Linked DNA regions of Homo sapiens: all the other regions are linked to region 1. A link is an interaction called in ENCODE POLR2A ChIA-PET data of the cell type or tissue named here. Cell type or tissue: GM12878. All regions are shown on one strand.

Region 1 (2,500 bases):
TGGGCGTGGTGGCCGGTGCCTGTAATCCCAGCTACTCAGGAGGCTGAGGCAGGAGAATCGCTTGAACCTGGGAGGCAGAGGTTGCAGTGAGCCCAGATTGCACCACTTCACTCCAGTCTGGGCTACAAGAGTGAGACTCCTTATCAAAGAAACACAAAAACCAAGAGAGCGTGCCAAACACCTAGACTTCCCCACCCCACCTGGTTCACAGTTTGGTATAGATTTCCTTCCCTTCAATTCTCCATATCCCCCCACCCCACCCAGATGAGAAAACTGAGGCTGAAAGAAATTATGCAGCTTCTCCAAGGTTGGGCGGTGAGGATTTAACAGAGTCCGTTTTCAAACCCAGGTTTTGTTGGGTCCCATGCGCCTGCATTCGCAGCCTGTAAGGTCTCACAATCAGTAATTGATGTTGATGAAATCAACCCTGAATTAAGTCACATGCAGCTGAAATCTAATGATCGTTCAGCCAGTGCCTTCCCAGAGGTCACTTGGTTGTTTCCGATTGTAAACAGTGCTGCAGTAAACATCTTTGTGTCTAGAGCCCCTTCCACAAGGTAGATCATACCCCTGGGCTATATTCTAAGAAGTGAGATGATGGGGTGAAGTGTGATGATTTTTAGGTTCTGAACACGTATCTCCAGATCTCTGCTCTCCAGAAGGCTGGACACAGACCTCCTTGGTCTGCAGATGGTTGTTCTGACAGTGAGGAAGCCTCCATTTGGCTGCACGTTTTGGCGGCCTCCTGGGCTCTGACCTGTCTCCACTCTCTTCCCAGGCATCTTCAACAAGGACCTGTTGTCTACCCTGCACCTCCTTGTGGCCCTGGCCAAGCGCTTCCAGCCCGACCTCTCCCTCCCAACCAACGTCCAGGTGGAGGTCATCACTATCGAGGTAGCAGCCTGGGCCCCAGGGATTTGTAAGCAGAAGCTGAGCCTCTTGGGCCCCCATTGCCGTACCCTGCATGGGTGGAGCTGGCTGGGGCGGGGCTGACCCAGGGTGAGTTTCAGGGAACCCTGAGAAATAGAATCCAGCCAGGATGGCCAGGGGGTGCTGTCTGGAGCTGGGGACGGGCTGGTAAGGGTCTAGTGGGGCTGGCGGAGGCCTGGGGGCATGAGGAGGTCCACGGCTGGCCAGCTCCACTTGACCTCAGCAGAGGGCATCTGGCTGGCAGAGGCTGAGGCCAGGGGCTGTCAGGCCATATCCCTGAGCCATGCGTGGCCGTCCGTTCATTGCCACGGGGAGCCTTCACGCCCTGAGCAAAACCAATGCTCTCACCATGAGGGTACTGTCTCCTGTGAGATTACCGATGGCTGTGACAGTGCCCTGTTCTCTTTCTAGGAACCTTGCCGGGTTTCCCCACCCTCAGATGTTCTGTCTAGCATGCGGCCTGCCTGTGCTGCGGTTAATACCCAGGAATCCACGACTTCCCTCTCCAGACAGACTCTGAGCATCACAATAGGGGGCCCCACCAGCTCTTTGCTTCTCATGACCGCCCCCACCCCACCCCAGCCTCGGGTCCCTCATGCATAGGGGCTTTGTGTGTGAGGGCTTGCCTCTGACTCGCCCCAAGAGAATAAGCCAAGTTTGGCCACACCCAGTCAGAGTCATTTCTATTTTTTTTTTTTTTTTTTTTTTTTTTTGAGATGGCGTCTTGCTCTATTGCTCAGGCTGGAATGCAGTGGTACAATCTTGGCTCACTGCAACTTCTGCCTCTCCAGCTCAAGTGATCCTCCCACCTCAGCCTCCCAAGTAGCTGGGACTACAGATTTGAGACACTGTGCCTGGCTAATTTTTTGTATTTTTGGCAGAGATGGGGTTTCACCGTGTTGCCCAGGCTGGTCTTGAACTCCTGAGCTCAAGCCATCCACCTGTCTTAGTCTCCTAAAGTGCTGGGATTACAGGCGTGAGCCACCACACCCGGCTTTCTACTGTTTTTTAAAACCATTGATTATAATTCCCTACCAAGCAGTTGTGTGGCTTGGTCTATACTGCCAACATAAATCAGAAGTGACTTCATTGATTCACTCCTTCACCATTCATTTGTTCATAGTCACATGCTCATTGATACTGCCCTCCTCCCACTGTGAGACTCTGGGGATGCCTTGGGGAGTGAGGCAGACACATCCCCAACCTCAAGACTCCTGGGGAAGAAAGACAATTAAGCCAGAGGCTGTCCTGAGGAGGGATGATACAGAGCAAACGGATCACTGGGGCTTCTTTGGGCCCCAGAGTTTTCTGGATTATTTAATTTCTTCCCCCTTTATTTTTCTTAGAGCACCAAAAGTGGTCTGAAGTCAGAGAAGTTGGTGGAACAGCTCACTGAATACAGGTGAGGGAAGGATGAGGGCCCATGGGTGGGGCTGGGGCTCACAGCGGTGGATGGGGGCAGGGTGGGGGCCAGGGCAGATCTGCCTGACCTTTGTGGGAAGGGCCCTCACATTCTGTGGCTTTCTCTCAGACCCGAAAATGCTGCGCTGACCTCTCAATCCCACGGCAG
Region 2 (2,500 bases), 150 kb before region 1:
AGACAAAGGTGGGTGGTGGACTGTAGGCTGTGGGTATACAAGTGTTCACTTCAAACTTTACTTGGCTGGGAGTGGGGGCCCATGCCTGTAATCTCAGCACTTTGGGAGGCCGAGGCGGGTGGATCACTTGAGGTCAGGAGTTCGAGACCAGTCTTGCCAACATGGTGAAACTCCATCTCTACAAAAATACAAAAAATTAGCTGAGCACAGTGACATATGCCTGTGGTCTCAGCCACTTGGGAGGCTGAGGCAGGAGAATCGCTTGAACCCGGGAGGTGGAGGTTGCAGTGAACTGAAATTGTGCCACTGCACTCCGGCCAGGGTGACAGAGCAAGACTCCCTCTCAAAAAATAAAATAAAATAAAGTTCTTTAGATGTTTCTATGTGTTTGAAACTTTTAATAATGAAATACTGGGGGGAAATGACTGGGCCTGATACATAATAAAAGCCCTACAGGCCAGGCACAGTGGTTCACGCCTGTAATCTCAGCACTTTAGGAGGCTAAGGCAGGAGGATTGCTTGAGCCCAGGAGTTTGAGACCAGCCTAGGCTACATAGTGAGACCCCCTCTCTACCAAAAAATAGAAAAAAATAGCCAGGCGTGGTGGCCCATGCCTGTGGTCCCAGCTACCCCGGAGGCTGAGGGGGAGAATGGCTTGAGCATGGAAGGCTGAGGCTGCAGTGAGTCGAGATTGCACCACTACATTCCAGCCTGGGTGACAGAGCGAGACCCTGCCTCAAAAATAAATAAATAAATAAATACATACATACATTCATACATACCCTACATAGGTGTCAGCCTTTGTTCTCATTGGCATCTCATCTCCATTCTTATTGCCACCACGGCCACTCCCCCACTTTATCCATCAGGTGGAGAAGAGGCCTGGGAAGAGAAGAGACCAGGGGCTGGGTTGGTGGTGAGCAGACGAAATAATAAACATACAATGAGGCCATATGACATATTGGGAGAATTGCTTTCACTTAAGAAAATCTAGGCTGGGCGCGGTGGCTCATGCCTGTAATCCCAGCACTTTTGGAGGCCGAGGCAGGTGGATTGCCTGAGGTCAGGAGTTTGAGACCAGCCTGGCCAACAAGTGAAACCCTGTCTCTACTAAAAATACAAAAATTAGCCAGGCCTGGTGGTGGGTGCCTGTAATCCCAGCTGCTCAGGAGGCTGAGGTGGGAGAATCGCTTGAACCCGGGTGGCGGAGGTTGCGGTGAGCCGAGATTGTGCCACTTCACTCCAGCCTGGGTGACAGAGCGAGACTCCGAAGTGAAGGGGCTGGGGCTTTGGAACTGTAGAGGCTCATCTCCCCAGTAAGCTGTCACTTGTGATGTGGTTACAGCTGTAGGCATTTGCAGAGATGGGACGAGAAGACACGCCACCCTGGGAACTGGCCCGTGTCTTCACACGTCCTGCACTGCTGCTGCTGAGAACGTCTGCACTTTGTTAGGGGAAGAGAGTGTTTTAGTTAAATTTATCTGGAAAACATATTATTAGTATAATGAGATTTTAATGATTTGAAATTTTGTTGGAGCAGCGCAGGGAGAATTTCAATCTTAACTGTGTGTGCAGCTGGGCATTGTTTCTATTTTATTTTGTTTCTTTGCTTGGGCCTCATTGCAAGGACATGTTTCTACAATTATTATTTAGTTTTTCTTTCCTAGAGCCCTGCTTTGTTACAGCTCTTAATTTTCTTGTGTAGAAGATCTGCTGGAGAAAAAAGAATATCCTTTTTGTAAATACTTAGCTGGCTTGATCAGAACCAGAGAATGAGCGTTGTTACCGAAGGAGACTTGTGTTTGTTTAAGGTTTACTGGCGCACTCTGTGGTTGCCGTGGAGTGGACCCAACCCAGATGTCCGTTAACTGATGAGTGGATAAGCAAACTATGCTCCATCCATACGATAGAATACTATTCAGCAACGAAAAGGAATGACATATGGATCCATGCTACAACATGGGTGAATCTGGAAAACAGGCTCAGTGAGGGAAGCCATTTGCAAAAGGATAAATACTGTGTGATTCCATTTATTTGAATATCTAGAATAGGCAAATTGATAGAGACAGAAAGTAAGATTAGTGGTTCCCAAAGCCTGGGGAAGGTACAGTGACCCCTCATGGGTACAGGGATTATTTTGGGGGTGACGAAAATGTTCTTACATTGACAATGGTGATGGTTACACAGCTCTGTGAATTTACTAAAAATCATTGAATTGTACACTTATTTATTTATTTATTTATTTATTTTGAGACGGAGTCTTGCTCTGTCGCCCATGCTGGAGTGCAGTGGTGCGATCTCAGCTCACTGCAAGCTCCGCCTCCCGGGATCACGCCATTCTCCTCCTTGGCCACCCGAGTAGCTGGGACTACAGGTGCCCGCCACCACGCCTGGCTAATTTTTTGTATTTTTCGTAGAGACAGGGTTTCACCATGTTGGCCAGGATGGTCTCAATCTCCTGACCCCGTGATCCGTCTGCCTCAGCCTCCCAAAGTGCTGG
Region 3 (2,500 bases), 1.1 Mb after region 1:
TACAGGCATGTGACACCATGCCTGGCTAATTTTTTTGTATTTTTGTAGAGATGTGGGGTTCTGCCATGTTACCCAGGCTGGTCTCGAACTCCTGACCTCAAGTGATCTGTCCACCTCCATCTCCCAAAGTGCTAGGATTGATTACAGACACCCAGCCCTGGAATGCTGTGTTTTTTCTTTTGTTTTGTTTTGTTTTCGAGATGGAGTTTTGCTCTTGTCACTGAGGCTGGAGGGCAATGGCGCAATCTCGGCTTACTGCAACCTCCGCCTCCCAGGTTCAAGTGATTCTCCTGCCTCAGCCTCCCAAGTAGCTGGGATTACAGACGTGTGCCACCACACTCGGCTAATTTGTGTGTGTTTTTAGTAGAGACGGGGTTTCACCATGTTGGCCAGGCTGGTATCGAACTCCTGACCTCAAGTGATCCACCCACCTCCGTCTCCCAAAGTGCTGGGATTAATTATAGGCATGAGCCACCGCGCGCAGCCCTGGAATGCTGTTTTGAAGGAAGAAAACCTATGTCATGCAACACAGGACAGCTTCATTGCTGGGAAGTGGAGTGGAGATGCAGGGTGCTCCAGGGCAGGGGCACCTGAAACCAGCGCAGCCTGAAACAGGCAGATCCCTTCTGCTCCAGCGCCCTGCTCCATCTGTCAATGAGAAGGAGGCTAAACTAGATATCCCCTTGGGCCTTTCCAGCCCCAACATCATGGGAGAACAGGTAGGGTGGGCCAGGGCAGGGAGAGCTGGAGAGCCTGCTCCCCTTTTCCTGCCCCCTGAGGCTCCAGTTCAGAAGATGTTCCCCTTGTCCATGAACACACAGCCTTGGCACCCTCTGCCTCCTGCCTGGTCATGGCTGTGATCCAGGTGAACCTGACCTACCTGTCTCTGGACAGAACCTTTTGACTTCTGCTAGCACAGCTCCCTGGCATCTCCCCACCCCCAAAGCTTTGGTGAGCAGAGCCAGGTGGGACTGGGCAATAGGTCTGGTCATTGCCTCCATTTGGTCATCTCAGAATCAGCCCCCTTGGAGGCATCTGTGTGACCTCTGCCCCTGCTGATGCTAGGTTATTGGTTAGGCTCACAGGGCTGGAGCTCACAGAATTTTGAGGGGCGATGAACACTGTGTTAATAATTAACATTGTGTACTACTGTAAAATGCAAAAATAAAATGGCAAAATTAAAATTAATAGACATTTCATTAAATACCTACAAGATGGAAGATTATGTCATCTTTTCGATTTGGTATTTATAAAAGTTTTACTACATTTGAAAACTCTTTGTGGGTTAGATTTTCTCACGTAGCAAGAATTCTGAGAGTTCCAGATGGTCGACGAGAAATCAGAAACTGAAAGTTACTGGTATTTTAGTTTATTTGGCAAACGTGTATTCAGGACTTACCTCTGCTGGGCGTGGTGTTATGAATTTACATATGTCAACACACTGAATTCTATGACTTAAGAGCCATCATTATTCCTGTTTTATGCATGAGGAAACCGAGGCATACAGAGGTTATGTACCTTCTCCAAGATTAGCAAAGGCAGAGTCACGTAGCCAAGAAAATTCAAAGGCAAAATTATAGAAATCTTTTCAGATTTTTTTTTTTTTTTTGAGACGGAGTCTCACTCTGTCACCCAGGCTGGAGTGCAGTGGCGCTATCTCAGCTCACTGCAAGCTCCGCCTCCCAGGTTCACGCCATTCTCCTTCCTCAGCCTCCCTAGTAGATTACAGGCGCCCGCCAACACACCCGGGTATTTTTTTTTTTTTTTTTTTTTTGTATTTTTAGTAGAGACTGGGTTTCACTGTGTTAGTCAGGATGGTCTCGATCTCCTGACCTTGTGATCCACCCGCCTTGGCCTCCCAAAGTGCTGGGATTACAGGCATGAGCCGCTGTGCCTGGCCTGAAATCTTTTCAGAATTTTTCAGGGGAAACATTTTGATAAGGGTGCATTCATGTTGCAGATGATATAGGCTGAGCCTCTGAAAGCTAGAGTGACTCAGGCCAACAAATGCCTGGAAATGGCTCTGTCCTCCAGCCCACATGGATGGTGGGGCCCACACGTGGAAGGTAACTATTGATGAAAGAAGAAAATTAGGCCAGGTGCAGTGACTCACGCCTGTAATCCCAGCTCTTTGGGAGGCTGAGGGGGAGTGGATCACCTGAGGTCAGGAGTTCAAGACCAGCCTGGCCAACATGGTGAAACCCTGTCACTACTAAAAATACAAAAATTATCCAGGCATGGTGGTGGGCGCTTGTAATCGCAGCTACTTGGGAGGCTGAAGCATGGGAATCACCTGAACCTGGAAGGCAGAGGTTGCAGTGAGCCAAGATGGCGCCATTGCACTCCAACCTGGGCAACAAGAGTGAAACTCCATCTTAAAAAAAAAAAAGAAAGAAAGAAGAAAAATTAACAACTCATTGCTCACTTGGAGGGATAGCGTCTCCAGAGAAGGGAAAAGACAGCACTTCTTAATAACACTCAGTGGTATGCCGAGGTCTCT

The links. ChIA-PET counts read pairs that join two places held together with the same protein. Peaks named below come from ENCODE experiments on the same cell type or tissue, not always from the same donor. Only the 100,000 strongest peaks of a DNase experiment are listed, where the experiment ranks them.
Region 2: POLR2A ChIA-PET joins it to region 1 with 5 read pairs; 2 of 35 experiments call an interaction of 5 or more read pairs at or near these places.
Region 3: POLR2A ChIA-PET joins it to region 1 with 8 read pairs; 1 of 35 experiments calls an interaction of 5 or more read pairs at or near these places.

What each region holds. Positions count from the first base shown.
Region 1 is chr22:44,189,773-44,192,272 of GRCh38, forward strand. PARVG (parvin gamma) reads left to right here. Exons shown (of 14, transcript NM_022141.7): 7 at 779-894; 8 at 2,277-2,332. Among named protein-coding and RNA genes, the nearest start is that of PARVG, 10 kb to the left of the region's middle. RefSeq lists a silencer at 1,221-1,310 and an enhancer at 2,400-2,500. In GM12878, no CTCF peak of the experiment used is centred here; a DNase peak (open chromatin) is centred at 1,406; H3K27ac peaks cover 352 bases.
Region 2 is chr22:44,041,147-44,043,646 of GRCh38, forward strand. The region is part of intron 1 of PARVB (parvin beta); the gene reads left to right. Among named protein-coding and RNA genes, the nearest start is that of PARVB, 18 kb to the left of the region's middle. RefSeq lists an enhancer at 1,034-1,143. In GM12878, no CTCF peak of the experiment used is centred here; a DNase peak (open chromatin) is centred at 1,365; H3K4me3 peaks cover 651 bases; H3K27ac peaks cover 1,819 bases.
Region 3 is chr22:45,248,056-45,250,555 of GRCh38, forward strand. No RefSeq gene overlaps it. Among named protein-coding and RNA genes, the nearest start is that of KIAA0930, 8.4 kb to the left of the region's middle. RefSeq lists an enhancer at 1,577-1,626. In GM12878, no CTCF peak of the experiment used is centred here; a DNase peak (open chromatin) is centred at 1,316; H3K4me3 peaks cover 261 bases; H3K27ac peaks cover 2,164 bases.